3 separate regions of the Homo sapiens genome follow, and all the other regions are linked to region 2. A link is an interaction called in ENCODE POLR2A ChIA-PET data of the cell type or tissue named here. Cell type or tissue: MCF 10A. All regions are shown on one strand. Each heading gives the region's core, and the rest is flanking DNA. Links, peaks and the distances in the headings are about the cores only. Region 1 has its middle 13 kb from the start of SCREEM1. Region 2 holds the start of LINC01275 (long intergenic non-protein coding RNA 1275). Region 3 has its middle 12 kb from the start of LINC01271.

The links. ChIA-PET counts read pairs that join two places held together with the same protein. Peaks named below come from ENCODE experiments on the same cell type or tissue, not always from the same donor. Only the 100,000 strongest peaks of a DNase experiment are listed, where the experiment ranks them.
Region 1: POLR2A ChIA-PET joins it to region 2 with 5 read pairs; 5 of 35 experiments call an interaction of 5 or more read pairs at or near these places.
Region 3: POLR2A ChIA-PET joins it to region 2 with 6 read pairs; 4 of 35 experiments call an interaction of 5 or more read pairs at or near these places.

What each region holds. Positions count from the first base shown.
Region 1 is chr20:50,012,435-50,022,193 of GRCh38, forward strand. No RefSeq gene overlaps it. Among named protein-coding and RNA genes, the nearest start is that of SCREEM1, 13 kb to the right of the region's middle. RefSeq lists an enhancer at 3,350-4,077. In MCF 10A, for the core only: no CTCF peak of the experiment used is centred there; DNase peaks (open chromatin) are centred at 7,607 and 8,037.
Region 2 is chr20:50,160,419-50,171,038 of GRCh38, forward strand. LINC01275 (long intergenic non-protein coding RNA 1275) reads right to left here and starts at 5,782. Exons shown (of 2, transcript NR_183899.1): 1 at 5,612-5,782; 2 at 2,349-2,677. RefSeq lists an enhancer at 5,124-6,323. In MCF 10A, for the core only: no CTCF peak of the experiment used is centred there; a DNase peak (open chromatin) is centred at 5,713.
Region 3 is chr20:50,328,311-50,338,930 of GRCh38, forward strand. No RefSeq gene overlaps it. Among named protein-coding and RNA genes, the nearest start is that of LINC01271, 12 kb to the left of the region's middle. In MCF 10A, for the core only: no CTCF peak of the experiment used is centred there; DNase peaks (open chromatin) are centred at 3,681, 5,731, 6,431 and 7,011.

The sequences.
Region 1 (9,759 bases), core at 4,736-9,735, 150 kb before region 2:
GTCTAAGCCCTGCTGCCTTGGCCCTTCTCTTTGCCCCTGGCAAAGATACTTATTTCTTTTTATTATCTTGCATGCCTTTGGTTCACTTGTTTCTTGTCTGTCTCCTCCACCTGCCAGTGAGCTCAGTGAGGGTGGGACTTCGTTCACAGCTATAGCCTCTGCCCCCAACCCAGCACACAGTAGGTGCTCAAGAAATGCTCAAGCAGTGAATGAATGAATGGACAAAGCCAGGCCGTGGAAGACAAAGAAAGCCTCAGCTTTCTTTCTGGTGACTTGGTTTCTGGCTAGCAGAGGACAGGTTTCCTGAGTTACAGATAAGCAGAAGGTCAGGTGAATCAACGATAAGGGATGATAAGGCTCCAGGACCCACCGGCTGTTCCTGCCTCCTGGGGCCCCACAGAGGAAGCTCATTTTCAGCTTACTGCAGAACCTCCAGCAGAGCCGGGGCCTGGGAGCTGGGAGCCTACTCTGACTGCCACTGCTGCGGGGTGAGAATTCTCACACATTGTAAACGCTGCCCTGGCTCCTTTCTGGCTGGGGCAGCCAGGTGGACCTGCCCTGGGCTGGACAGGAGGTTTCCAGGTCCCCAGGATGGATGGTGTGTGTGACGGGGCCTCCCAGACCCCAGGATCCTCTTCCTGGGGGCGGGGCTTGGGCACTGGGTTCCCACAGATAGAATAGCTTAGAGCTCAAGGGTGAGCCAGCTGCCTGGGTTCAAATCCTGGCTCAGCCATTTAGAATTGGGCAAGCTATTCCAGCTGTACTGTGGTCCTCACTGTAAAAAGCTATAATAGTAGAAGTGTGTAAGAATACAGTACCTGGGCCTAGTTCGGGGCTCTGATCAGCTCCTGTGCCATAGATCCCTTTTTTATTATACATTTAGATTCATGTGTGTGTGTGTGTGTGTGTATATATATATATATATATATATTTTTTTTTTTTTTGAGACAGAGTCTCGCTCTGTTGCCCAGGCTGGAGTGCAGTGGGGCAATCTCAGCTCACCACAACCTCCACCTCCCGGGTTCAAGCAATTCTCCTGCCTCAGCCTCCTGAGTAGCTGGAACGACAGGCACGCACCACCATGCCTGGCTAAATTTTAGTAGAGATGGAGTTTCACCATGTTGGCCAGGCTAGTCTCAAACTCCTGACCTCGTGATCCGCCCACCTCAGCCTCCCAAAGTGCTGGGATTATAGGCATGAGCCACCACGCCCAGCCTTAGATTTACCTTTATAAATGAAATTGTATAGCATTAAAGTAAAACATTATATTAAACTAAAGTCATTAAAATATTTAATAGCTGAATGTTTGATATGGTGACAGCTGTGCTTTTTGGTTTTTGTTTATTTATTTATTTTTGAAACAGGCACTTACTCTGTTGCCCAGGCTGGAGTGCAGTGGAATGATTATGGCTCACTGCAGCCTCCACCACCCAGGCCCAAGCAATCCTCCCACCTCAGCTCCCTGAGTAGCTGGGACCAGAGGCCCACACCACCACACCCAGATAATTTTTTGTATTTTTGGTAGAGACAGGGTTCACCATGTTGCCCAGGCTGGCCTCAAACTCCTCAGCCTCCCAAAGTGCTGGGATTACAGGCGCAAGCCACCATGCCCAGCCAACTATGGTAATTTTGAAATCAGGAAGAGGACGAATGCTCTTTCTATGACACTGTAAAGAGACATGGACAAAGGATTTCTGATTGACAAAGCCACCGTCCAGCTACTGCCACTGTGGTTTCCCACGTCTGCTCGTAAGGGAAGGAAATGCCAAATTCCAGTTGGCGGTTAGTGAAAATCAGGACATCCCTTTTTTTCCCCCAGTCCAAGTTCACAGATCCCTGAATTCTCTTCGAGGGCCCTGGAGGTGGTGGTGAGTGATAGGATCTCACTGGGGATGGTGCAGGTGCCCAGAAGGAGGGGAGTCAGATGGGGGCTCCCTCAGGGGTTTGAGCTGGAGTGCTGAGTGCCCAGTGTAGGTGGCCTGGGTTGGAATCGGTCTCTGCCCACACTCCCTGGAGACCTCGGCCAGTGGCTGCTGGTCTCCAGGCCTCCTCTGAGGAATGGCCTCCTCGGCCTCTAGGGTTGAATAAGGAGGAGGTGGGACAGCGTGTGGCCTGTGTTGGCACAGGGGTCTGGGCTCTTGATAGAGGGGTTGGGGGAGAGGCCGTCCTGTGCCTTGGAGGGGGCCCCTTCCCCATCCAATGGCCTCTCCGAGGTCTGGGCCTGTGTGGAAGTCACCGTTTTGTGTTTGTGTCATCTGGGTAAGCTGGTGTGTCTTTGTGTGTTGGGGTGGATGTGTGTGTGTGTGTGCAGGTGTGAGTGTAGGGGCACATCTAGGAAGGGTGTCAGGCAGTGTGAGTCAGCGTGTTGTGTGTGGCTGTGTGTGTGAGCAGGGGTCCGTTCTGAGAGTGCGTTGTGTACGTGTGTGTCAGGGTTTGGTATGGCGTTCACTGGTGTGTGTGTGTGAGTTGAAAGTCTCTGGTGTTAGTTGATGGGAGTGAATGTGAGACTGTGGGTGTATTTGGGGACGTGGGGGGTGGACTGATGTGTGTGTGTGAGCACACATGCAGCAGGGTTGGTGGGCGGTGTCCAGTGTGTGTCTGTGTGAACGTGTGTGGCCCTGTCACCGCCGGCTCCAGGCCCAGCCACATAAACTTCACACCCCTGCGGGCGGGCTCCAGCGGCCCCGCAGCAGCCGCGTAGGGCAATGGGAAGCAGATGGGCCAGGAAGGAGGCCATATGGGGCTGGGGGTGGGGGCGCATTCCTCCCTCCCAGGGCCGCCAGGAAGCCCCCTGCCTGCCGGCCCCCCCATCGGGGTGGGAGCTAGAACTGACACAGTAACAAATGTCCTGTAGCCAGCGTGGAGTCAGCGTGGAGCCGGCATGGAGGCAGCCCCCGCCCCACAGCGGGGGGTAGAGAGAGAGAGTATAAATGAGGGGGATCCAGGAGATGCCGGCGGGGAAGATGCTGCCCTGATAAGCCACACCTGACCCCACGGCTGTGCACCCTTGGGCGCCGCACATACCCCCTCCGGGCCCATTTCCTTGGCAGGGTGGCTGTTGGGGATGGAATATAGGGACGTTCCCCCCACCCCCCACCGCGCCCCCTCGTCCCCTCCCCCCCTCCCCCCGCCTCCGTTTCCAGACCAGGGTAGGACCCTAACTCCAGAAACCCTGGTAGATGTCAACAGCAACAGGGTAAGGAGCTGCTAACCTGGAACTTGACTGCATTCCGGCGCTGGGGAGTGGCGAAGAGGTGGGCTCTGGAGCCAGGTCTGCCTGGGTTCCAGTCCGTGCTCTGACACTTCCTGACTGTGTAACTATCATCTGGCAAGTCACCTCCTCTGTGTCTCAGTTTCTTCTCTGTAAAGTGGAGGTAATAATAAGAGCACCTCCCTCCCCGCAGGCGGTGATGAAGGAAGTGCTTGCTCATCCTAGGCCAATCCCAGGTTTTGGCCAGGCTTGGGGCTTCGTAAATGTTAGCTACAAGCACCAGCTCCTGGGGGCTTCCCACACCCCCAGGAGGTTGCCTGGACGTACTTTGCAGAGGAGACCAGAGAGGTCAGGTACTCGCCAGTTCACACAGGGTTTAAGGGGCAGAGATGGGTTCAAACCCAGGCCTTCCATCCCCGGCGCCTGCTCTCCTCACCACTCCTCAGGGAGCATGGCTGGCGCCTCCCTTCCCACCCTCTCCAGCTCCGCCCCTGCCCTGTCTAGGGTGAGCTGCTGGGCTGTTTCTTGTCACATCCAGATGAGAGCAGAGGCTGGGGCCCTCTTCCAGCTGAGACAAGGTCCAGGAGGTCGCTGGAAAGGCGGCAGGCTCCTCCCACTGTAACCCTGGCCCCGACGGTGGGAGCCAGCCCTGACTTTCAGGCCCTAATTAGATTTAGGCAGCTCTGGGTGCAGACCCTGGCTCCCCTCTCCCTGCTGTGTGACCCAGGGCAAGGGCCTGGAGCACTCAGAGCCTCAGGGGTATCCGGGGACAGGGTAGCAGGGACTCAGCCATGGGGAAACGGCAGCGACTGTTCTTGCAGCGAGTGTCTGATGAACGGCCCCTATTAGTTCCCCCCTCGTGGAGGTCGAGATCAGGCAGGGCCGGAGTGGAGGGAAGGGCTTAGAAGCAGAGCTTGCTCTGGGTGGCTTTGGCCTGGTCTGTTCACCTCCTCCAAGGCTCCCTTTCCTGTTTCCCAAAGCAACATCATCAGGCAGGTTTGTCGGGAGGCTTAACAGGATCATGTGAAAGCACTTGGCACATGCTAGGTGCTCAACCAGTGCTGTGTTGGCTTCTCTGTCTCTCTCTCTCTCTTTCTCTCTCTCTCTCTTTTTTTTTTTTTTTTTAATTGAGACAGGGTCTCACACTGTCACCCAGGCTGGAGTGCAATGGTGTGATCATAGCTTACTGCAACCCCCACCTCCCAGGTTCAAGGGATCCTCCTGCCTCAGTCTCCTGAGTAGCTGAGATTACAGGCATGGGCCACCACGCCCAGCTAATTTTTGTATTTTTATTTTATTTTATTTTTTGGAGACAGAGTCTCGCTCTGTCGCTCAAGGTGGAGTATAGTGGCAAAATCTCAGCTCACTGCAACCTCCACCTCCCTGGTTCAAGCAATTCTCCTGCCTCAGCCTCCCAAGTAGCTGGGACTACAGGCACCCGCCACCATGCTTGGCTAATTTTTGTATTTTTAGTAGAGACGGGGTTTCGCCATGTTGTCCAGGCTGGTCTGGAACTCCTGACCTCAAGCGATCCACCCACCGCCACCTCCGAAAGTCCTGAGATTACAGGCCTGAGCCACCGTGCCCAGCCAGTGGCTTCTCTCCTATTCTTGTCCCTTGTGGGCCCTTGTAGGGACATCTGTTTTAAGTTCCCACCCAGCATGGACTCTCCTTTCTCTGTGCCTCAGTCCAAGGGTTTTGGGTGGGGCATGCACTCAGTACTGACCAATCAGGACAACTGCATCCTCTCAGCCAATGAGAGACAGGCCTGGGATTTTTGCTGGACCCATGGGGAAAGAGGCACTTCGTTTCTATTGGGGTTGCTAAATGGGCTGGGTGGAATCCTGGACTTGGGGGTTCATCCTGCCTTGTTGAGGAGAGGCTTGGCTGAGTGGAGGCTGCAAAGATGGAGAGGAGGCAAGTCCCACGGATGAAATGTGAATGCCCAGATGCAATCATGCCTGGGACTGTTGTTGATTCCTGCTTTGTGGGAGAGAAACTGAGGCCAAATCCAAGGTCACAGAGCCAGGAAGGGGGCAGAACTGGGATTTGAACCCAGGCCGACTGGCGCCAGTGGCTGTGTCCTTAACCTCCAGACTCTACAGAGGCCTTTGGTATAAATCCCTCCCTGTAGCCTGAAATCCTCACCCAGCCTAGTTTTTGAGCTCAGCTATTTCTGAGCTTCCCAAGGGAGAATGTTTTCTGCCTCTGGCAGAAAAATCGGGAGAAAATGAAAGCCCTGTGGTCTGGCTGCAAACTCAATTTGGGCAAGCTTGGGACAAATGAAAATTCTTTCCTTCTTTCGTTCTTCCTCTTTCTCTCTTTCTCCTCTTTCTTTCTTTCTCCCCCTCCCTACCTCCTCCTTTCCTTCCTCTCTTCCTCCATCCATCCCTTCCTTCCTCTCTCTTCCTTCCCTTCTCCCTCCTTCCTTCCCTCCCTCCCTCCCTCCATTCCTACTCCTTCCCTCTATCCTTCCTCCTAACCCCTTCCTCACTCTCCTTCCTGTCTGAAATAAACCAGAGCTTACTCCAGCCCATCTCACATCCTGGTCCTGCTCTCACCTCTGCCTGGATGACTTGCATCTCTGCCCAGTTCCAAGCCTAGTTGGCCATGTTGGGCCCCAGTACAGCCATCACCAGTGACACCTATTAAAATGCAGATCCCTGGCAGGGCGCAGTGGCACATGTCTGTAACCCCAGAACTTTGGGAGGCTGAGGCGGATGGATCACCTGAGGTCAGGAGTTTGAGACTAGCCTGGCCAACATGGTGAAACCCCATCTCTATGAGAAATACAAAAAATTAGCCGGGTGTGGTGGCACATTCCTGTGATCCCAGCTACTTGGGAGGCTGAGGCAGGAGAATTGCTTGAATCCAGGAGGCAAAGGTTGCAGTGAGCCAAGATTGTGCCATTGCACTCCAGCCTGGGCAACAAGAGCGAAACTCCGTCTCAAAAAAAATAAATAAAATGCAGATCCTGGGGCCCCACACCAGCAGATGCATATTTGTGCGTTTGGGGCAAAGGCAGAGGAGATGAACACCCAGTGGACATTCAGATGCAGGTGGTTCTTGGGACACTGGGTGTCTAGGGTCTTGTAGGGCCTGGAAGACCAAGGTTAAAGGTTGTGCTTAGGGGCCAGCCATGATGGTTCATGTCTGTAATCCCAGCACTTTGGGAGGTCAAGGCGGGTGGATCACCTGAGGTCAGGAGTTCAAGACCAGCCTGGCCAATATAGTAAAATCCCATCTCTACTAAAAATACAAAAAATTAGCCTGGCGTGGTGGCAGATCTCTGTAATCCCAGCTACTCGAGAGGCTGAGGCAGGAGAATTATTTGAACTCGGGAGGCTGAGGCAGGAGAATTGCTTGAACCTGGGAGGCGGAGGTTGCAGTGAGCCAAGGTTGTGCCACTGCACTCCACCCTGGGCAACAAGAGCAAAACTTCATCTCAGAAAATAAAAGAAACTGAGTTTCAGAGTGGTCAAGCTTCTTGCCCGAGACCACACAGCTGGTGGGTGGCAGAGCTGGGACTTGAACCCAGGCATCTGGCTCCAGACTCTGTGCTCTTACTGGTACTGTAGGAAGCTTTAGTTTTGCTTATTTTATTCACTGCTGCATCTCCAGTGCCTGCCTTGTGCTGGGTCTTAATAAAGATTTGTTGAATGAATGAATGGATGGATGGATGAATAGATTGCTCATTGAAGGGAGTTGACTCAATTAGTAGGTGTTCTGCAATTGCTCTTTCTCTCCTAAATATGTTGTCTAGGCTGGTCTCGAGCTCCTGACCTCAAGCCATCCACCCACCTCGACCTCCCAGAGTGCTGGGATTACAGGCGTGAGCCACCGTGCCTGGCCGGGAGATCTTAGAGCAGTGCTAATCCTGTAGCAGAGTCCTGGCCTTCTCTTTCCACTCTGTGTAGCAGGGATAGTAGCAATCCCACTGCTCAGGGCTGTCATGACTTAAGTGAGACAGTGCCAGGGCTGTGCCCAGCACAGGAGTATATGCTCCATGAGCCGTAACAGGTTTGATCAGTTTCCCAGGCTCTTCTTTACTCTGATTTCCTTGTCTGATCCTATCTCCCTCTCAGGCCAAACAGGGCCACACATGGTGCCAGGCACACAGTAGTTGCTCAGGGAAGAAGGATAGCTACATGAGCGCTTGCTGTGCGCTAGGCTCTTTTTAAACACTCATGATCTGATCTACTTCTTCCAACAGCCAACAAGGAATGGACCCAGTGTTTGGCCCAGCAGACCCTCCATAAATGTTTGTTGAGTGACTGAATGAAACAGCGCTGGCTACATTGGCAGAGTGCCTGGCACAAGCTCTGCCAGCCTCCTACCTGCTGCCAGCTCACAGACAGGCCTGGGTTTCTACATCTGCCAGCGCTGCCAGGAGATGAACTGGCCTTGGGGGAGGTAGTTCCCGGCTGTGGAGCCCGAGGGAGCAAAGCTGCAAAGGAGGATTTTCCTCCACGCAGTTCAGCCTGGGCTGAGTAATTGCTCACTGGGTCTTGGTCCAGCGGCGGCCAGGGCAGGTAGGCATGGGGCTGCAGGAGTCACCAGTTGATAGCCAAGCCTGGAGTTCTGCCAGCCACAGCTCTAGGGCCCCTGGATGACAGCAGCATCCCGGAGATGCCACCATGAGCTCAGAGGGGTCCCATCACTTCTCTGAGCCTCAGTCTCTTGGTTGGCAGTTGCCCCAGCTCCATGGGGCTGTGTGAGATTTGAAGGGGTCCTGTATGTGAGGCTGGGACAGGTGTTATGATTGTGTGGAGGGCAGAAGCTGCCTGGAAGTGTGAAAAGGCCTCGACCTCAGATGCAGACAGGCCTGGAGGGCCTTGGGTGAGTCATTTCCCTCTGCAAGCCTCGGCTTCCTCCAGCCTGCTGTCATGAGCCAAAGAAAGGAGAAAGATGGTTCTCAAAAGCAGGAACTTTTGAACCATAAGTGAGAAAAGAGTAATAACCGTAGTAATAATGCCTATAAAAAAGGGCTTTCAATCACTCATTCATTTGTTTTTGTTTTTCTTGTTGTTGTTTTTGTGAGACAGAGTCTCACTCTGTCACCCAGGCTGGAGCACAGTGGCGCAATCTTGGCTCACTGCAACTTCCGCCTCCTGGGTTCAAGCAATTCTCCTGCCTCAGCCTCCCAAGCAGCCAGGACTACAGGCATGCACCACCACACCCGCTAATTTTTGTATTTTTAGTAGAGATGGGCTTTCACCATGTTGGCCAGGCTGGTCTCAAACTCCTGAACTCAGGTGATCCGCCTGCCTCGGCCTTCCAAAGTGCCGAGATTACAGGTGTGAGCCACCGCGCCTGGCCTATGAGAGTCCATTTTTATGTTCTCCATATTGTCGCTTGATGCTGTTTCTCCAGCTGCCTTTTTGGTGTCAGATTCACAAAGAAATATTGGCAATCTTAAAATTTACATTGATTCAATTGATTAAAGTGCCAGAGGACCAAAACATATGTTAGAGTATTTTTGAGTTTTCTCATCTGTCACACTTCTGTTCTTTGCCATATGTGAGTTTAATTCTTTAATATATTCACTAAAATGTTTTGTTTAATGTATCATGATTTTGAACTTATACTCTCTATTTGGGATGGGATAAGCTTCTCACTTGTCACTGATAGATCCATAAGTCTACAGGATCTCTGAATTCCAACAATACTTGGACTTATGTCCCTGGAGTGGACCCTGAAGTTCTATAACTAGGATGTGGTTAGGCCATTTGGAATTAAATGCTCTTTTGTTTTGTAGAAAATATTGATGTGTTAACTTTGTATGCAGTTTTTAAATGGTTTAGAATATTAGTAACTTGCTTTCATACATATTTTATGAAACAAAGTTCATTTTATAGTGAAGAATTCTTTGACTTGTGTGGTTTGGGTGAGAAACCAGTTTTCCTTCATTAAAAAAAATTGTTAAGTTTCCCTAAAATTCTATTTATTAAAAATAAAACTATCAAATTTTACTTAAAGTAAAAAACCTTACATATCTCAATTATATGGTATCAGTGTCCAGTATTTTGGACCTAGTAGACCATATTAGAGTTTACAATAGGGAAGGAAGGAGATACTGCCATTTCTTCAATCACTCATTCATTTTTGTATTCCTTCAGCCAGTACACTTTAGCTTCATTCATTCATTCATTCATTTAGAGAACATTATCGAACATTTATTTCCTGCCAGACTAGGATAGTCAGATTTAGCAAAAACAGGCTGGGCACAGTGGCTCACACCTGTAATCCCAACAGTTTGGGAGGCCGAGGCGGGCGGATCATTTGAGGTCAGGAGTTTGAGACCAGCCTGGCCAACATGGTGAAACCCCGTCTCTACTAAAAATACAAAAATTAGCCAGGTGCCATGGCTCATGTCTGTAATCCCGGCACTTTGGAAGCTGAGGCAGGTGGATCACCTGAGGTCAGGAATTCGAGATCAGTCTCGCCAACATGGCGGAACCCCGTCTCTATTAGAAATACAAAAATTAGATCATGAGGTCAGGAGATCGAGACCATCCTGGCTAACACAGTGAAACCCCGCCTCTACT
Region 2 (10,620 bases), core at 2,627-7,626:
CTGGTATGGAATTGGGATGTGAATAAGAAAGCAAGTCTCATCAGAATCTGCTGGCAGCCATGGGGGCATCATCCTCAGGGTGAGTGCAACATTAGAGGAAGCAAAAAGGAGAGACCAAGAGAAACCAGGTCCTTGCTGAGACCTTTAAGTGCCTGGATCAAGCTTCACCTGAAAGCAGCCCTACCTTTCCAGTCAGACAGACTTAGGTTAAGTCTCAGCTCCACCACTTGTGTGCTGTGTGACCATGGGCAAATTATTTACTCTCTCAGGATGTCAGTTTCCTCCTGTAAAAATGGGGATCCTAGCAGAGTGCCAGCTTCATAGGGTTGTTATGAAGATAAGTTAATACATACATAGTTGTTAGAAGAGTGCCTGGTATATTGTAAACCCTCAATAAATTTTATTTTATTTTATTTTTTTGAGACAGAGTCTCACTCTGTCATCCGGGCTGGAGTGCAATGGCTCGATCTCGGCTCACTGCAACCTCCGCCTCTGGGGTACAAGTGATTCTCCTGCCTCAGCCTCTCAAGTAGCTGGGATTACAGGTGCCTGTCACCACGCCCAGCTAATTTTTGTATTCTTAGTAGAGATGGGGTTTTGCCATGTTGGCCAGGCTGGTCTCAAACTCCTGACCTCAAGTGACCCACCTGCCTCGGCCTCCCAAAGTGCTGGGATTATAGGTGTGAGCCACTACACCCGCCTTCAATAAATTTTAGCTATTACTGTTAGCACTGAGCCACTGGAACAAACCTTACCTGAACTGAAACTTTCCTTTGAACTTCACTGATATAGGAATCCAGTGGATTCTGTTTTTGTTTGTTTGTTTGTTTGTTTTTTGAGATGGAGTTTTGCTCTTGTTGCTTAGGTTGGAGTGCAATGGTGTGATCTCGGCTCACGGCAACCTCTGCCTCCTGGGTTCAAGCGATTCTCCTGCCTCAGCCTCCTGACTAGCTGGGATTACAGGCATGCACCACCACGCCCAGCTAATTTTGTATTTTTTAGTAGAGACGGGGTTTCTCCATGTTGTTCAGGCTGGTCTTGAACTCCTGACCTCAGGTGATCCACCTGCCTTGGCCTCCCAAAGTGCTAGGATTACAGGCATGAGCCACCGTGCCTGGCCTGGATTCTGTTTTTATTTTGCTATATTTTTTCTTGCTTGCAGAGTGTGGGGCCTGAGATCAGGGAAGGATCAGCGAGAAAGGTGTGGGGAACTGTGTTTGAAGGTGGCTATTGCTCTGTGGCAGGCAGTTTGCATACAACTTGCTATTTGGCCCCATTTTCCAGAAAAGGAAACTGAGGTTCAGAGAAGTTAAGTTGTCCAATGTTTCGTTTTTTTTTTTTTTTTTTTTTGAGATGGAGTCTTGCTCTGCCACCCAGGCTGGAACGCAGTGGCGTGATCTTGGCTCACTGCAACCTCCGCCTCTGGGGTTCATGCCATTCTCTTGCCTCAGCCTCCCAAGTAGCTGGGACGACAGGCGCCCACCACCACACCCGGCTAATTTTTTTGTATGTTTAGTAGGGACGGGGTTTCACCGTGTTAGCCATGATGGTCTCAATCTCCTGACCTCGTGATCCGCCCGCCTCGGCCTCCCAAGGTGCTGGGATTACAGGTGTGAGCCACTGCACCTGGCCAACTTCTCCAGTGTTTTTACCAAGGAGAAAAGGTAAGGTAAGGTGCCGGGTGTGGTGGCTCACACCTGTAATCCCAGCACTTTGGGAGGCCGAGGCGGGTGGATTACTTGAGGCCAGGAGTTCGAGACCAGCCTGGCTAACATGGGAAACCCCATCTCTACTAAAAACACAAAAATTAGCTGGGCGTGGTGGCACGTGCCTGTGCCTGTAATCTCAACTACTGGGGAGGCTGTGGCAGGAGAATGGCTTGAACCCGGGAGGCGGAGGTTGCAGTGAGCCGAGATCACACCACTGCACTCCAGCCTGGGCGACAGAGCAAGACTCCGTCTCAAAAAACAAAACAAAACAAAGATAAGGGAGGGAAGCTGGACACTGGGTATGGCAAGAGTAAACGCCAGGAGATGTGACTGTACCTGGTGTGCATGCAGGGAATGGGAGTCATTAGGAATCCAGAGGAATTAGCGGGGAATAAAAGGCCAGGAGGCCAGGAAGGGCGGAGTCCAGCTCCGTATCGGTGGTGGTTGAAGCTATCTTTGTGTTATGGCCACATCAGGGGTTCCCTTGCATCAATCTTCTTATCTGTGAGGGGGACATAGAGGTGCATTTGTTTGGATTAGATTTGACTATAAGCCACAGATATCCCAAAGTTATAGTGGCTTAAACATGGCAGACACACACACACACACACACACTACACACACACACACACACACGAACATGGCAGACATTTCTTTTCCTTTCACATAGGTATAGGGGACCAGAGGTAGTGTGGCAGAATCCACAATCACCAGGCCCCTTCTATCTGGTCACTCCACCATCTGGTCGGTCAACCAACAGGTGGCTTCCACCTCAGGGCCCAAGAAGGTTGCTCATGCTGCAGCCGTTTTGTCATATTCCAGCCAGCAGGAAGGGGCAAAGAAGGCAACACTTCCCTGCTTTGATCCCACTGGTTAGAACTTGGTCTTAGTCACATGGCACTCTCTGCTGTACAGGAGGCTGGAGAATGCAGTTGTCCTCTGCGGAGACCAACTTAAAAGCTGGGGTTCTATTAATAATAAGAAAGGAAAATGATATTATTAATAGTTGATACTCGGAAGCTTCTGCCACACACATGGCAGGCACGAGTCCTTCTTTTTGGCCTCCAGTGTATGAACTGCTTTCCTAGGCTCTCTAGCCATTGTGGTGTTCCTGAGAGTTCCCCAATTATTTCCCTAGTAGATTACTTGTTTCTTGCCTGTCATCGTGAGCCCTCATAGTGAATGGCATAGGGGACAAGATCAGAAATGCCTGATCAACAATAACGGTGAGCATTTATTGAGCACGTACTGCACGCCAGGCCATGTTATAACCTTACTTCAGCCTCCCGAGTAGCTGGGATTACAGGCATGCGCCACCACGCCTGGCTAACTTTGTATTTTTAGTAGAGACGGGGTTTCTCCATGTTGGTCAGGCTGGTCTCGAACTCCCAACCTCCGGTGACCCGCTCGCTTCGGCCTCCCAAAGTGCTGGGATTACAGGCCTGAGAGCCACCGCACCCGGCCGGACCTGGTTCATTTTAAAATTGTTGTCTTAATCTTAGTTGCTTAACTGCTTGCAATTCTGTGTGTTGGCTGGTGGTTCCTCTGTGGGCTTCCCCTGGGCTTGTGCATGCGGCTGCTTCTGGCTTTCAGCTGTGCTGGCTGGGCTAAGGTGGCCTCATTCATGGTGACATGGGATTCAGATGGGATCCAGATGGGATTCAGATAGCAGCTGATTGTTGGCTGGGGCACCTCTGTACTGCATCTGGGCTCTCATCATCCAGAAGGTTAGACTGGCTTCTGTACGTGGTGTTTTCAGCACAGCATCCAGGAGCCCTAGGCCCAGATGTCCCATAAAGTCTCTTTCTCCCATTTATTCTATCTCAAAGCAAGTCAAACACCAGCCCAGGGCTTCCAGGAAACTGCTCCTCGCTCCTTGTTGGCCCACAGACTTCATTTGTACTCACTAGCAGAGGGATAAGATTACTCTTTGACTCATCCGGCCCTCCAAGGCAGGGCAGGGAATGGGGTCACTTACCTAAGGCACCTGGGTTGCCTGGGGAAGGGGGCAAGTGCAGGGAGAGGGTGGTTACAGAGGGACACAATAGACAATAGGACCATCACCACCCACTGTTTATGTTCGGTGGAATTTCTTTCCAGGCATTTTACAAATATACGCAAGAGATCTTCCTGCCTGCCACACTTATACTGAGAACCTTTTTCTGGAAGCCTCTTGGGACTGTGCCCTAATTGTGTCTAGATCCAGGGCACAATCATACAATGATGTTTTTCCTTTTCCTGGGAGCAGGTGGGAATGACAGATTAAAACTTGCTTTAAAAACTAGAACAAAACATAGGTGAGTTTCTAAAAAAATGCCTTTAAAAATAATAATTCAATTTTTTTTCAAATTTACAGAAAGTTGCAAGAATAGTACAATAAACTCTCAATACCCTAATTATCAACATTTTGCTACACGTGATTTATCCTTCTTTCTCTCCATGTGTACCATTTTTTCGGAACCATTTGAGAGTCAGTTACAGACATAATGCCTTTTTACCCTAAATTCTTCAGTGTGTATTTCTTAAGAACAAAGACATTATCTTATAGGAACTCTATAGTTTTTAAAATCAGAAAATGTCACATTGGTGCAATGCTATAATTTAACTTCTTTTCTTTCTTTTCTTTTTTTTTTTTTTTTTTTGAGATGGAGTTTCGCTCTTGTTGCCCAGGCTGGAGTGCAATGGCGTGATCTTGGCTCACCGCTACCTCCGCCTCCCAGGTTAAAGCAATTCTCCTGCCTCAGCCTCCCGAGTAGCTGGGACTACAGGCACACGCCACCACACCCAGTTAATTTTTGTATTTTTTTTTTTTAGTAGAGATGGGGTTCACCATGTTGGCCAGGATGGTCTCGATCTCCTGACCTCGTCATCTGTCTGCCTCGGCCTCCCAAAGCAGTGGGATTACAGGTGTGAGTCACTGCGCCTGGCCTATAATTTAATTTCTATCGTTCAGATTCAAATCTCGTTATTTATCCCAATTAGGAACTGAGACCCTTTTTTTTTTCTCTGAGTCTGCTTGCAAGGGACATCTCTTATTCTTAAACTAGTGACTATCAATGTCATTGCACCCCTTCTAGGGAGGTAAAATGTCCTTCTGCCCAAAGAGAAGAAAGTCAATAACACATAAAACCTGTTTAAAGAATCTGTGCTTAGAAATCCTCCTCGTAGGCCAGGCGCGGTGGCTCATGCCTGTAATCCCAGCACTTTGGGAGGCCGAGGCAGGTGGATCACCTGAGGTCAGGAGTTCAAGACTAGCCTGGGCAACATGGTGAAACCCCGTCTTTACTAAAAATACAAAAATTGGCTGGGCGCGGTGGCGCATGCCTATAATCCTGGCTACTCGGGAGGCTGAGGCAGGAGAATCACTTGAGCACAGGAGGCAGAGGTTGCAGAGAGCTGAGACTGCGCCACTGCACTCCAGCTTGCGCGACACAGCGAGACTCTGTCTAAAAAAAAAAAGAAAAGAAAAAGAAATCCTCCTCATCCTCATAGGCTCTGTACAGTTACAGCAATGGTTCTCAGTTGGGGGTGATTTTGACTCCCAGGGGACATTTGGCAATGTCTGGAGAAATTTTTGGTTGTCACAACTGGAGGTGGTGATTTACTGGCATCTATTGGGTAGAAGCCACGGATGCTGCTAAACATCCTACAGAGGACGGTTCCCCCGCTGCCTGACAACAAAGAATGACCCAGTCCAGGATGTCAATGGGGCCAAGGTTAGAAATCCTGACCTGTAAGTAAACTGAAGAGGCATGCCTTTTTCTGTTGCAATGGAGCTCCCGTGGATCTACAATTCACCCCAGCAATTCCATTTCCCCCCACCTATGTCACAAAATCCCACCTCTGTAGGCACAGGGAGGTCCAGCCAAGTGTGTTTAGGATCGCTGGAAACTGGAACCAACCTGCATGCCCGTTAGGAGGAGACAGATCAAGCACGTAGTCACGCTGCGCTGTGTTGCTTCCCTCCGCTTCTTTTGCTCCTGGGTAAATAGGGCGGGGGAGGTGAGATTGGAAGGATGCCAGGAATCTTGGGCCCAGCTGCTGCTTTATGACTTAGGGATATAACTGCTTCTGACTCATGCGTGCTTGGCTCTTTGTGATTATGTGCTGAGACACGTCAGCGGGAGGCTGCCCCGGAATGTCTCCCCATGCGAATCGAGGGTGGGGCCTCTGCTGAGTCACCTCTGGCTCCTAGAAGCCTGGCTCAGGGTCAGCTCATTTGAAAAGCGGCTGCCTTTTCTTCTTTTCTCTTCTCTTCTCTTTTTTTTTCTCTCTCTCTTTCATTCACATTATAGCTTGAGTCAGAACTTCATTCCTTTTTAAGGCTGAAGGACCACATTTTGCTTGTTTGTTCATGTGATCGATGATGATGGACACTTAGGTTGTTTCCACTTTTTAGCTATCGTAAACACTGTTGCTAATGGAATATGGGTGTACAAATATTTCTTCAAGATCTTGCTTTCAATTCTTTTGGGTATATACCCAGAAGTGGAACTGCTGCATCATATGGTAATTTCTGTGTTTAATTTGTTGAAGAACTGCCATACTGTTTTCCAGGTTGGCTGTTCCATTTTTAAATTTTATTTATTTATTTATTGTTTATTTGTTTATTTTTTTGAGACGGAGTTTTGCTCTTGTTGTCCAGGCTGGAGTGCAGTGGCGTGATCTTGGCTTATTGCAACCTCCGCCTCCCAGGTTCAAGCCATTCTCCTGCCTCAGGTACCCAAGTAGCTGGGATTACAGGTGTGCGCCACCATGCCCAGCTAATTTTTGTATTCTAGTAGAGACAAGGTTTCACCATGTTGGCCAGGCTGATCTTGAACTCTTGACCTCAAGTGATCCACCTGCCTCAGCCTCCCAAAGTGCTAGGATTATAGGCGTGAGCCTCCACGTCCGGCCTGGCTGTTCCATTTTATATTCCAACAGTGCACAAGGGTTCCAATTTCTCTACATCATCACCAACACTTATTATTATTATTATTATTTTGGAGATGGAGTTTTGCTTTGTCACCCAGGCTGGAGTGCGGTGGCGCTATCTCAGTTCACTGCAACCTCCGCCTCCCAGGTTCAAGCAAATCTCCTGCCTCAGCCTCCCGAGTAGCTGGGACTACAGGTGAGTGCCACCACGCCCGGCTGATTTTTTGTATTTTTAGCAGAGGTGGGGTTTCACCTTGTTGGCCAGGCTGGTCTTGAACTCCTGACCTCAGGTGATCTGCCCACCTTGGCCTCCCAAAGTGATGGGATTACAGGCAGGAGCCACCAAGCCTGGCCTGTTTTGTAGTTTTCATTGTACAAGTTTTTCACTTTTTGGATTAATTCCTAAGGATTTTCTTCTTTTTGATATTATTGTAAATGAAATTGTTTTTATAATTTTTGTTTCAGATCACTCACTGTCAGTGTAGAGAAAAGTAACTGATTTTTGTGTGCTGACTTTGTATCTTGCTACTTTGCTGCATTCATTTATTAATTCTAACAGTTTTTTCTTAGTTTGTGAAATCTTTAGGGTTTCTACATATAAGATCATATCATTGGAGAGCAGAGATTATTTTACTTCTTCCTTTCCGTTTGGATGCCTTTGATTTCTTTTTCTTTTTTTTTTTGAGATGGAGTCTCACTCTTTCGCCCAGGCTGGAGTGCAGTGGCTCGATCTCGGCTCACTGCAAGCTCCACCTCCCGGGTTCACGCCATTCTCCTGCCTCAGCCTCTCGAGTAGCTGGGACTACAGGCACCCGCCACCGCGCCCAGCTAATTTTTCTGTATTTTTAGTAGAGACGGGGTTTCACCGTATTAGCCAGGATGGTCTCGATCTCCTGACCTCGTGATCCACCCGCGTCGGCCTCCCAAAGTGCTGGGATTACAGGCGTGAGCCACTGCGCCTGGCCTGATTTCTTTTTCATTCCTAATTGCTCTGGCTAGAACTACCAGTACTATGTTGACTAGAAGTCAACATAGGGTTTTTTTTTTTTTGAGACAGGGTCTCACTCTGTCACCCAGGCTGGAGTGCAGTGGTGCGATCTCAGCTCACTGCAACCTCCACCTCCCGGGTTCAAGCGATCCACCCAGCCTCCCAAGTAGCTGGGACAACAGGCACCTGCCGCCACGCTTGGTTAATTTTTTTTTGTAGAGATGAGGTTTCACCATGTTGCCCAGGCTGGTCTTGAACTCTTGAGCTCAAGTGGTCCGCCCACCTTGGACTCCCAAAGTGCTGGGATTACAGGCATGTGCCACTGTGTCCAGCCTTGGGCAGCCATTTTGGACCATAAGATGAAAACTGCCAGTTGTCTTCAACAAAAAGAGCGCAAGATAGCAAAAGACTGGGTTCCTGACACCGTAAAGCAACTATGCAGCTCTGGATCACTTTCATTCAGATTAATATGAGAGAGGAAAACAAACTACTTTTTGACTAGGAGGCAGTTGTTATTTGAACCTTTCTTACAGCATGGAGCCTGTATCCCACCATTGTAGTTTGTCTAATGAATAAATGGATGATTGAATAACCAAAGAAGCAGTCAGATCCAGGCCCCCATACAGATTCATGCACAAAGACTCTGCCTTAGCCTAGGTGGGAGCAACGTCCAGGTGCAGTAGAAATATTCATGGCTGGAGGCTAGTTCTTTCTGACACAGGGTCTCGCTCTGTTGCCCAGGCTGGAGTGCAGTGGTGTGATCACGGCTCACTGCTGCCTTGACCTCTTGGGCTCCAGCAGTCCTCTCACCTCAGCCTCCTGAGTAGCTGGAACTACAGATGTGTGCCACCACAGCTGGAGATATATATATGTATTTTTTATAGAGACATGGTCTCACTATGTTGCCCAGGCTGATCTCAAACTCCAGGATTCAAGTGATCTGCCCACCTTGGTCTCCAAAAGTGCTAGGACTGCAGGTGTGTACCACCGTGCCTGGCTGATTTTTTTTCTGTATTTTTTTTAACGACAAGGTCTCACTCTACCAGGCTGGTCTCGAACTCTTTGGCTCAAGTGATTTGCCCACCTTGGCCTTCCAAAGTGCTGGGATTACAGGTGTAAGCCACCGCGCCTGGCCCAGAGGAGCTAGTACTACTAGTTCTAAATCTGGCCTTTCCACTAGCTAGCTGTGTGCCCCTGAGCCACCCATGTGCCCTCTCTGGGTCTCACATTTCTCAGTTGTAAACCCGGCTTAGCAAATCTTTAAATCTATGCAATTTAAAGTTATTTTTGCTCTTTTGCAATTGCATTTCTAGGAATCCATTCCCAGGGAAATTCTCACCACATAGCACATGAACACAGGTGCCAGGATGCAGCTGCACCTTCCTTTGTGGAGCAAAAACTTGGAAATATCCTTAAAAGTGATTAAGTAAATCAGAGTATGAACTGTGCTCTGGAGTGCAAGACCGCGGACTATGGCTTTCTGGATTCTCTGGTGACACCTGCTGGCACAAAGGGATACTGCAGCCCAGCTTGGTTACGTATTGGGAATTTCTAGAAGAAGAGAGGTTCGGGGCAATTGTGTGAGGGTGGTTTGGGAAGGCACAGAGCAGGGAGAGATTTGGAAGGAAGGTCAAGGCAAGGAGGTGGCCTGGGTGTGGAGGTTGCAAGCATAGACTTGGGTTCAAATTCCAGCTTCACTACTTACTAGCTGGGTGAGCCTGGGTGGATTTGGGACTTTCTCTGAGCCTCACTTTCTTCTTCTGTAAAATAAGGATTCTGGGCCAGGTGCGGTGGCTCATGCCTTTAATCCCAGAACTTTGGGAGGCTGAGGCGGGCAGATCACAAGGTCAAGAGTTCGAGACCAGCCTGGCCAACATGGTGAAACCCCATCTCTACTAAGAATACAAAAATTAGCTGGGTGTGGTGGCGTGTGCCTGTAATCCCAGCTACTCGGGAGGCTGAGGCAAGAGAATCACTTGAACCTGGGAGGCAGAGGTTGCAGTGAGCTGAGATCACGCCACTGCACTCCAGCCTGGGAGACAGAGCAAGACTCTGTCTCAAAAAAAATAAAATAAAATAAGGATCCTAAGGCCCGTGTTACAGATTATTGGTGAGGGCTGGGTGAAAGAACTAATTTATTTAATAATTTATTGAAACAACATTTCAATAAAGATGTCAGTGACTGACAATCTCATCTAGGTGCCAGGGATACAGCAGGGGATGAGGCCTGGGTCCTGCCCTCCTGGAGCTTACAGTCTAGTGCAGAGAACACAACAAACCAATAAGCATGCATGTGATATAATCTCAGGTATTATTTTTATTTATTTATTTATTTTTGAGACAGAGTCTCAGTTTGTCACCCAGGTTGGAGTGCACTGGTGCCATCTCAGTCACTGCAGCCTCCACCTCCTGGGTTCCAGTGATTCTCATGCCTTGGCCTGCCAAGTAGCTGGGACTACAGGTACACACCACCATGTCGGCTAACTTTTGTATTTTAGTAGTCGGCTAATTTTTGTATTTTAGTAGAGATGGGGTTTTTCCATGTCGCCCAGGCTAGTCTCGAACTCCTGGCCTCAAGTAATTTACCCACCTCGGCCTCCCAGTGGCGGGATTACAGGCGTGAACCACCGTATCCAGCCTAATTTCAGGTATTTATGACACTACAAACGAAAATAAAGCAGGAGGCGTGCTGGTGTGGGTGGAGGCATTGTTACAAGTGGGGTGTGTGAGGAGGGCATCTCTGAGGAGGCTTGAGCAGAGCCAGAGGAGCCGTGTCGTGTGTGTGTATGGAATGCATGAGAAATGCTAGTGGAAGAGCCTCACACATAGGAAAGGGCCAATAAATGGTGGGTCATCATCTTATTACACACAGCAGAGGGAACGAAAGGAAGAGGGATTGGAATCCGTTTCCCAGGGTCTGCGGCAGTCACAGAGAGTGACAGAAGATTCCCTGGGCTGGCAGGTGGAGCAGCAGCCCTGCTCATGGTGTGGGGGGTGGGGAGCCCT
Region 3 (10,620 bases), core at 2,815-7,814, 170 kb after region 2:
GCAGAAGGTGAAGGAGGAGAAAAGGCACGTCTTACATGGTGGCAGGCAAGAGATCATTGCAGGGGAACTGCCCTTTATAAAACCATCAGCTCTCTTGAGACTTATTCACTATCATGAGAACCGAATGGGAAAGACCCAACCCCATGATTCAATTACCTCCCACGGAATCCCTCCCACTACACATGGGGATTATGGGAGCTACAAATCAAGATGAGATATGGATGGGGACACAGCCAAATCATATCAGGTCCTGAGGCAGGAATGGACCAGATGAGCTGGGATGAGAACCCAAGCAAGCTTCTGACTTGGAAACCGAGGCTCAGAGAGGGATACACACAACTCAAGGCCACAGCACTGGACGTGGTATAACTGAACGAGAATCCAGCTGTGTGCTGGTGCAGAGCTGCCTGTACAGGAAGGAGGCCTCTGAGCTGCTCAAAGGGCTCTATCTGCACTCCCCCACAGAAATCCCCTTATGATCAGAGCCAAACATTGGAGACCCAGCCCCCAGGCTTGTGCCAGCCTTGCCCTGCCAGCCAAGGCCAGTATCCCCACTGAGGGGCATCTGAGGGCTCTGTACACTTTGCCTCTGAGTTGAGGATCAATAGAAGCTACCACTGCTGTTTTACCTAATTATATAACAGTGGCCAGGGAGGAAGGTGTCAGGGATAGACGCTTTACCGGCACCATCCCATCAAATCCTGCTAAGAACTCCATGAAGGGGTATTATTATTCCCATTTTGCAGTTGGGAACACTGAGACTCAGAGAGATCAAATGCCTTGACTTCAGAATCTGTATTTTTTTTTTTTTTTGAGACAGGGTCTGGCTCTGTTGCCCAGGCTGGAGTGCAGTGACATGATCTCAGCTCACTGCAATCTCTACCTCCTGGGCTCAAGCCATCCTCCCACCTCAGCCTCCTGAGTAGCTGGGATTACAGATACATACCACCTAACCAGGCTAATTTTTGCTTTTTTTTTTTTTTTTTTTTTTTGTGGAGAGGGTGTTTCTCCATGTTGCCCAGGCTGGTCTCAAACTCCTGAGCTCAAGAGATCTGCCTGCCTCAGCCTCCCAAAGTGCTAGGATTATAGGCATGAGCTACTGCGCCTGCCCAGAGCCTGCATTCTTTACCTTTACAGTCTAGACCCTGCTCCTATAGATCCCCAGGAAAGAGCAAGACCATCTTTTTTAAATGCCAGAGCCTCAGATAGGAAAGGATGATCTCACCCAGGACTTCATTATACAGATAAGAAGACCAAGGTCCAAAGAAGGAGAGGAACCATCCTCTGACTATACAGAGCTGGGTCTCCTGCTCCCAGAGCCCCTCCAGCTTTACCCCCTGCTCCCCTCCCCTTCCTTCCATTCATGATGACCTCACTGGTCTCTAGGCTGTCGCTCCAACATGCTGAGCTCAATCCTGCCTCAGGGCCCTTGTACTTATTCCCCTGCCAGATCTAGCCTATCATTTCTTGTCTTCATTGACCACTCCATCTATAGTGGCTCTGCGTGTTGCTTTCCTACCTAGGTTTATTTTTATTCCTAGCATTTATCACCTTCTGTCATTATATTACGTATTTATATAGTTTCTTTTTGTCCACTACCTGCCTAGAATATTAGAACCATGAGAGCAGAGACTTTGTTCACAGCTGTATCCCCAGTGCCCAACCCAGGGCCTGGCCTCCATGATGCTCAATATGTGCTTGTGGGATGGATAGATGGGTGGATGAATGGATGGATGAATAAATGGGTGGAGAAATGGATGTATGATATGAGGGAGGAAGGGTGGGATAGATGGATGAATGGATGGGTAGATTAATGAGTGGATGGATAGATGGATGGATGAATGAATGGATGGATGGATGGATGGATGGATGGATGGATAGATGGTTGGATGGATGTTTGGATGGAGGGGTGGGTGGATAGATGAGTGGATGGATGGATGGATGGATGGATGGATGGATGGATGGATGGACAGCTGAATGGACGGATAGATGGTTGGATGGATATTTGGATGGACGGGTGGGTGGATAGATGGGTGGGTGGATGGATGGAGGGAATGAGGAGTGGATAGATGGATGAATGGATGGGTAGATGGGTGGGTGGATGAATGGATCAAGGGAGTGAGAGAGGGAAGGGATGGATGGATAGATGGATAGAAGGGTATACTAATGGGTGGATGAAAGGGTTGACGGATGGAAGGAATGATGGGCGGATGGGTGGGTGAGTGGATGGGTAGATGGGTGGGTGGATAGATGGTGGGCGGATGGACATTTCTCCCAGCGTCGCTTCCCATCCCTGTGCTGTGGGTCTCTCACGTGGCTGCCCTGACTTGCCTCCCCTGGCCCCAAGCCCGAGCAGGGAGCTCTGGGGGCTTCCACATGATTGGGCAGGATTTCTATTTCTCACCCTCCTCTGAGGCTGGGCAGACAAAAGCCTTTGTTCTTCCTCCCTGCCTGGCCCTGCTCCAGCCAGGGTGGGAAGTTGCTGGCAAGTCAGCAACTTAACTTTGCTGCAACTGAACTGAACTTTGAGGCGTAACCTGTCAAGCGAGCCCCGGAGGCTTCTGCGGTCCACAGGGGAGGGGCATGATGGAGGCATGGTGGGGAGCACCATGGCCAGGCACAGAGATGATCCCTATCTGGGTGGACCCCCAAGTCTCCCAGAGTAGATTCATTTTTTGAAGCAAGGAGGGGAAGCTAATAGATGAAGCTGGCTCTGGGCTCTCTGTGGACAGCTGGGGACGGTGTTTCTTTTTGTCCTCCAGAGTTGTTCTGCAGGGTGAGGGGTAAGAAAGGGGGCCGCTACTAAGTGCTCACGGTGGTCCTGTGAGGGGGTGTCACGGTCACCATTGCACAGAGGGGAAAACTGAGGCTCAAAGAGACTAAGTAACACGCCCCCAGGATCACCCGGCTAGAGTATGGAAGGCAAGGTATGGACCTGGACAGTGTGGCTCAGATAAAAATTTCTCATGTCCCATGTCACCCCGTCACACTTGGCATAAGAGCCACAGTTCTTCCCTAACACTGCCTTGCTGGATGAACTCAGGTAAGCCTCTTTCCCTCTCCGGGTCTTAGTTTCTCTCCTCTGTAAAATGAGAGGCTTGGCTGGGCCCTAATTTAGATATTGCAGGATTCTCTGGGTTACTGGGATCACTGGGTTCAACTTCCATAATAATATGAAGTCTCAAAGAAATTCTCAAATTCTCTCACAGTCCTGTGGCCACACCCGGGACCCACAGGCCCATTAGACAGAGCAGCAAACTAAGACCCTGACTGGCACCATCATTTCCTCCAGAGCCCTAGAGTGTGATGGGATCGCTGTGTCTCCGCCTGAACCCTGTCTGGAGTTCCAGGTGTCCGCTTTCCCCCAAGGCTGGGCACTGCACGGGAGAGAGAGTCAGAGAAAGCAGAATCTTGGGCAGGCGCTGCTGACCCATTGGGTGGGAGGTCTAAGAATCAAGGCTGCAGGATGGGGGATGAGGTGGGGGGGCCCTTTTCTCTGGAGTGGGACCCTCCCTTGGAAGCCAAACTGAATGGTCAACCATTACTCTGCTGGGCTGTCACTAACCACTCAAAACCAGTGGCCACTTGCCAATCTTCTGTCTTTGTCCAGGGCAGAATTGAATCTTGTTCAAATAAACTCAAAGGCCAGGTAGTTCACTGAAGCAATGACTGGAGAATTTGGCACTCTCCAGCCTGCCAGCCCTACCCAAACATCCTCAAGGTATCTGCATAACCAGCTCATTGCCCTGCCTACTCCAACCAGAGAATGTGGGAAGAAGCCCAGGACCTCTGTGCGGTGGTGGAGGCCCGCTTGGCTGCTCCTGACCTGTGTCTCTGGCCTCTTCAGCCTTTCCTCCAAATTCCACTCTGTGCACAAGCTGCTGGTCACCTCCCTGCACATGCTGTGTGGCTTCTGGCCTCGGGACCTCTGCACATGCAGTCTCCTCCACTGAGTTCTCCCAGAAACAGGCCCTCAGACACGAATTTGAGTGCAAGGAGTATATTTTGGGTGGTGATCTCAGGAAGCACCCATAGCAGGTTGGGTAATCAAAATAGGGAAGAAAGAAAATAAAATAAATGTTATTAAACCAATCACCGCTGTGGGCAACTAGACCTCAGACCCACCAGGGAACTCTGGGAGACAGCGAAGAGCATGCGCTTCAGTCATTCCAACCCAGTTGCAAGGGAAGAGATCATGTATCTTCCGACTTCCCCCAGTCGTGAGCTGCGGGCTAATTCCAGGGGCTAGTTCCAACTCTCTGGAACTTCTAGCTGAGCGTGCACCCATGGCCAAATGAAAGCACTTAAGCAGACATCTGCAGTGAGCGAGAGTGGGCATCTGTCTAGGGGACGCGGGCCGGGCAGCAACAGCATCTGCTACAAATGTTTCCTGGTTCCTGACCTTTTGCAACCTGACTCCTACCTACTCTTCAAAGCCCATCTCAGATGTCACCCCCTCGGGGAAGCCTTCCCTGACCCTCCTAAATCAGTCAATCACTTCATGAGTTTCTAATATCTGCATGAATCACAGTGGATTGTAATTGCCTGTCCCACAGGGGAGTGAACAACTTAAGGTCAAAGGTTTTACATCTTGGGCGTTAAGAACATGCATGTCACGCAGTCTTGAGTTCTGCTCTCCTGGCCCCTCTGAACAAACTGTGGTCTCCTATCTGTCCCCAGGGCCTGGTTGTTATTGGGCCCTCAGTGAACGTCCAGATAAAGGGATTGGAATGGCAATTTCAGCTCATTGACTTTTCCTCTTTCCCCTGAACTTTCCTGGTATTTCCATGATGGATGTTGTGGTTCAGCTAATGGGTCCCGATTCTAAATCCTCTTCAGAATCACTAGGATAGCATTTAAAAAACTTTGGGGGCTGGAGCCCCATCCCCCTGAGATTCAGATTCCGTTACTGGGATCACTGGCTTCACCTTTCATAATAATATGAAGTCTCAAAGAAATTCCCAAATTCTCAACCGGACAAGGGCATGCAGGGAGTGAGTTTGTCATGAAGTCCTACGGGGAGAGGGCCAGAGGGCAGGCAGCCTGGAGTCCATGCTGGGAGACAAATGTGGAGGAAGCAGAAATTAGAAATTAAAAGAAATGAACTGGACATATGGGCAGCCACATGGTTAGAGCTTAAAAACAAACATAGAAAAAAGGGAACATGGTGGAGCAATGTTTTATTACAATACGATGTAAATGGCTGAGAACCACAATGAGACTGTGCCGTCCTTAGGAAGGGGCTGTCAGACTCAGCTGCCCACTAGATTTGCCTGGTAACCCTTAAAGATTCCTATGCCCATGCCTACCCCCAAAGCCACTGCAGTGGAATCTCTGGGGCGAGATCCAGTATTTTTAAAATGCGAAGTCTGGGCTGAGAACTGCAGAACACGGGAGAACAGCTATCTCAATTCTTTGTCCTCAGAGGGGAATTCATCCTGTAATAATGTTACAAGGGTAAATGGAAAACCAACTATATGCCAGGCACTGTGCTCAGAGCTTTGCACACATTACCTACCCTTGTGGGGAGAGTTCTTTTATAATCCCTACTTCATAGATGGGGAAACTGAGGCACAGAGTGGTGAAGTCGGTGACCAAGGACTCACAGCTATTCAGTAGCAGAGCAGGCTTGTCCTCAGTACCCGGGGCTGCAAGTCTGGCAAAGGAGTCCTTGGCACCTCCCTCCTGTGTGCTCCAAAATTGCTCTCTCTGACGCCCTTTGACTCACTTGGTTCAGCAACCGCAAGGAGTTGTTGTTTCCCATAAATTCCTCATGGTCTTTTTTTTTTTTTTTTTTTAAACCTCAGCGCACAGGCAAACCCCACATCATGAAGGCTGATCGGCTTTTGAAGGCGAGACCTTCATTCTAAAGGTCACAGCTGTATGAGCCGTGTTTATTAGAGCTTATTTTAAATTGCTCCCTCAACCCTGTGAAAGGCGGGAAGTCTTAAAATTACTTCTCCCCAAAACTGGCGCCACCCAACCCTGGAAGTTCTCTGACTTGTTTCATAAGGAATTATTAATTATGATTTGTTTTTATAATTGTCCACTTGGAGTCTTGGATGACACACGCTCAGACTTGCCCATCCTTTTTTAAAAGAAGGAATCAAAAGTTCATGGAAATCAGTTATATTTAATGAGTGGAATTACTTGGGCTCAGTCCTGGATTAACTGTGTGACCTTGGGCAAACCCCTTCCCTCTCTGAGCCTCTGTTTTTCTAGCTGTAGGAGGAAGAGTGTGGATTAATATCTCTCATAGGATTTAGAATATGTATTTCCTGCCAGTCGCCATGGCTCACGCCTGTTATCCCAGCACTTTGGGAGGCCGAGGTGGGAGGATCATTTGAGGCCAGGAGTTTGAGAGAAGCCTGGCCAACATGGGGAAACCCTGTCTCTACTAAAAATGCAAAACTTAGCCAGGCGTGTTGGCGCATGCCTGTAATCCTAGCTACTTGGGAGGCTGAGGCACAGGAATCATTTGAACCTGGGAGGCAAAAGTTTCAGTGAACCGAGATCATGTCACTACACTCCAGCCTGGGCAACAGAGCAAGACCTTGTCTCAAAAAACAAACAAACAAACAAAATATGTATATGTGTGTGTGTGTGTGTATATATATATATATACACACACACACACACACACACACACATATGTATATTTCCCAGACCATAAATATGCCAGGGGTATATGAAGAGGTTTTAAGTTGTACATGGATGGACATTTTATAAGTTGTATTTTTTATTTCAATTCTTAAAATTTCATAGTATTACAACATTTCATTTGTAAATGCAGACATTTCTTATTGTTAGGATGGTCAATGAGGAGGAGGAGCTCTGCTTCATGCAGTCAGTCACTCAGGAATCTGACAGATGGGGGCTCAGTCATCTGCAACAGGTAGCTTCCAAGGTCTCCCTGAGGATCAACATCCAGCCAGCTGCCAGAAGAGGTGATAGAGGAGAAACCCATGCTCAACCAGCTCAGCCGAGAATGACGTACACATCAGTTCCCCTCACATTTCACTGGATAGAATTTATCACATGGTTCCACCTAGATGCAAAGGCAGTTGGGAAATGTAGTCTCCTGGGTGGGTGACTGCTTACCTACAACACTTAGGAGGAGGAGTATGAGTCTTTGGTGGATCCTTGGTCATCTCTGTCTCAGTATTCTCTTTTTATTTTTATTTTATTTTACTTTATTTATTTATTTTTTGAGACAGAATCTTGCTCTGACTCCCAGGCTGGCATGCAGATAGTACCATCTCAGCTCACTGCAACCTCAGCCTCCTGGTTTAAGCACTTCCCCCTGCCTCAGGCTCCTCAGTAGCTGGGATTACAGAGGTGCACCACCAGTTAATTTTTGTGTTTTTAGTAGAGACGAAGTTTCGCCATGTTGGCCAGGCTAGTCTCAAACTCCTGACCTCAAGTGATCCACCCACCCTGGCCTTCCAAAGTGCTGGGATTACAGACGTGAGCCACCACACCTGGCCAGTAAGTTGGCAGCAGTGGGATTCAAACCCATGCCTCTGAAGAGACTGGAGTCTTAATACAGTGCCTTAGACCGCTCGGCCACCCTACCTCCGTGGAAAATATTATTCTCTCTTTAAATAAATAAGTTGAAGGACAGAGATTTGCCACCTCACTTCTCAATGAATTAAAATACAATATACAATTTTCTATAGGTGGGAGGGCTCATTTGATGCAATGCTAAGGTTTACTGTTCAGCTGTGGTAATCAAGACAGTCTGGTTGGCAGAGGGACAGATGCATGCAACAGTGGAACAGAGTAGAGAACCCAAGAATAGACACGCACAAATGTGCCCAAAAGATTTTTGACAAAGATGCAAAAGCAGTTCAATGGAAGATAAAAAGCCTTTTCAACAGATCGTGCTGGGGCAATTTGACATCCACACGCAAGAAACAAAGCACATTGACCTAAACCTCACACGTTATACAAAACTTCACTCAAAATGGATCATAGACTTAAAGATAAAACATAAAGCTATAAAACATTTAGAAAAAAGCAGGAGAAAATCAGTCTTCAGAATCTAAGGCTAGGCAAAGAATTACTAGATGTGAAAACCAAAAGCACAATTCATAAAAGGAAAAAAATTGATAAATCGGACCTCATCAAAGTTGAAAACTTTTAACCCATGAGAGGCCCAATTAAGAGGAGGAAAAGACAAGCTACAGATTAGGAGAATATATTTGCAAACTGCATATCTGACAAAGAACTAGTACCTAGAATTCTTAAAACTTGACGGAATTCTCGAGAACTCTCAAAAGTCAGCAGTTAAAAAAATCCAAATAGAAAATGAGCAAAAGACACAAACAAATATTTCACTGAAAAGAACATGCAGATGGAAATAAACACATGAAAAAATGTTCAACATCATTAGCCATTAGGGAAATGCAAATTAAGGCCACAATCGGATATTGCTACACACCTATCAGAATGACCAAAATAAAAAACGATGGGAACTTTCGCATTCAATCACTGGTGAGGAATGGAGACACTAGAACACTCATACATTCCTGATGGGAATGTAAAACGGTACCGTATTCTGGAAAACAGTTTTTTAAAAACTGCCTTATGACTTGGCAGTTGCAATCCTGGACATAAAAATGAAAACTTATGTTTGTGCAAAAACTTATGCTCAAATCTTCATAGCAGCTCTCTTCATAATAGGCAAAAACTGGTAAACCACCCGGAAGCCTGTCTATGGTTTTTTTTAACTAAAAAAAGCTGTGTTATATCCATACTATGGACTGCTACTTGCAATACAAAGGAATAAAATATTGATAACACACAATTTGAATAAATCTTCAGAGAATTATGCTGAGTGAAAAAAACCAGTCCTCAAAGGTTACATAAACTATATGATTCCATTTATGTAACATTCTTGAAACCACACAATTATAGAAATGGAGAACAGATTAGTGGTTGCCATGGCTCGGGGGCAGGGTTGGGGGTGGGAGATGGGTTTGGTTATACAAGGGCAATGAGGGATCCTCGTGGTGATAGAAATGTCTGTATCTTGACTATATCACTGTCAATATCTTTATTGTGACTGTTAACATTGGGGGAAACTGGAAAGGGTATATGGACTCTCTCTGTTTATTTCTTACAACTGCATGTAAATCTATAATAATCTCAAAAGAATACATTTTAAAAAGAATATATTATACAATTTTCTATACCCAGACACTACTAAATATAATTATATCTTTGGTAACACAGACACACTGTTCTCAGATAACGGAAGTAGTGCGGTGATTATGTGTGTGACTTGACAATGGGATGGGCTGGGTTCAAATCTCAGCTACCAGTCCCTTCACCTCCTTGGGCCTCAGTTTCCACACCTGCAGGTGCTGAGCAATGAGAGGAACTGTCTCGTGGGGTTGCTGGGGGGACACGATGACGTGATTCATGAGACATGCAGAGCACAATGCTCACTTGCAGTGGCTGCCCAGTAAATGAAATTGCCACTTTTCCGGGCTGTAGAAAAGGCTACAGGTAGAGGCAGGCAGAGGATTGGACCCGAGAGCATCCTCTGAGAGCTCTAGATTGGGATCATGTCTCACCAGCCAGGGGGTTTGTTTTGACTTCTTTCTTGCAGGGAAGTGTCTGCTGAGTGGTCCATTCCACTCCCCTGAGTTTGGCCTGGTCGCTTCTTGTCTGCCCTCTGGACCCCGGTGGGTGCAAACTTTCATGGGTGTCTCTCCACCTGGAGCCTGTGGTTGGGACTGCTCAGGTGGGGACACAGCCTGGGGGGTGATCCTCTGTAAGGCAAAATGGAGCAGGAGTGGAACCCATGCCTACTGCATACCTATTGTGTGCCTTGTGACTTACGTGCTGCAGCTCACGGAATTCTCCCAACAACTTTGAGCAGTAGGTGCTATAATCACTCCTGCGTGATCCAGAGAAAACCGAGACTTGGTGAGGGGAATGGACTTGTCCAAGGTTGTGCAACTAGTAGGTGGCAGAGCTGAGATCTGAGCCCTGGTCTGTCTGATTTAAATCCAGAATCATTTTCACTGTTGATAATAACCTCACCACTTATTAAGTATCTACTAGAGTAATCAATATGCTAGCTCTTTCCATTGAGGTATGATCACCTTTCCATTTTAGAGAAGAGGAAATAGGGGTTAGGCAAGGTGCATTGCCAAGATGGACAACAGCTCTCAAAAAACAGCCAACCTTGCAGCCAACGGGCAGCTTTCTTGTGTGCCCCCAACCCCACCTGTAGCTCCAGCCCAGCTCAGCCAAGATCACTCAAGCTTTGGGACTTTTAAATGCTGAGTCAGCAAACAGCCCCTACCTTGAGATACTCTGCCTAGGCAGACTGTGGTTGTTTGCACTTCAGCTTCAGGCCTCCAGGGTCAGCTGAGATAGCAAGACCTTCCCCTGGGGGCTGGATGGGGTCATTGGGAGCCACTGAGAGACCCTTTCCCCACTTGGCCTGGCAGACAGAGTGGCAGTTGGAAGAGGCTCGAGGTGGCTGTGGTGGTAACAACTTCCTTTTGAGTAATAACATTTACTGAAAAGCAATTCTGCTTTTAGCACCAGAAGTTCACCATCCTTGCAAGCAGGCGCCTAAGAATACCTTCATTCAACCACAGT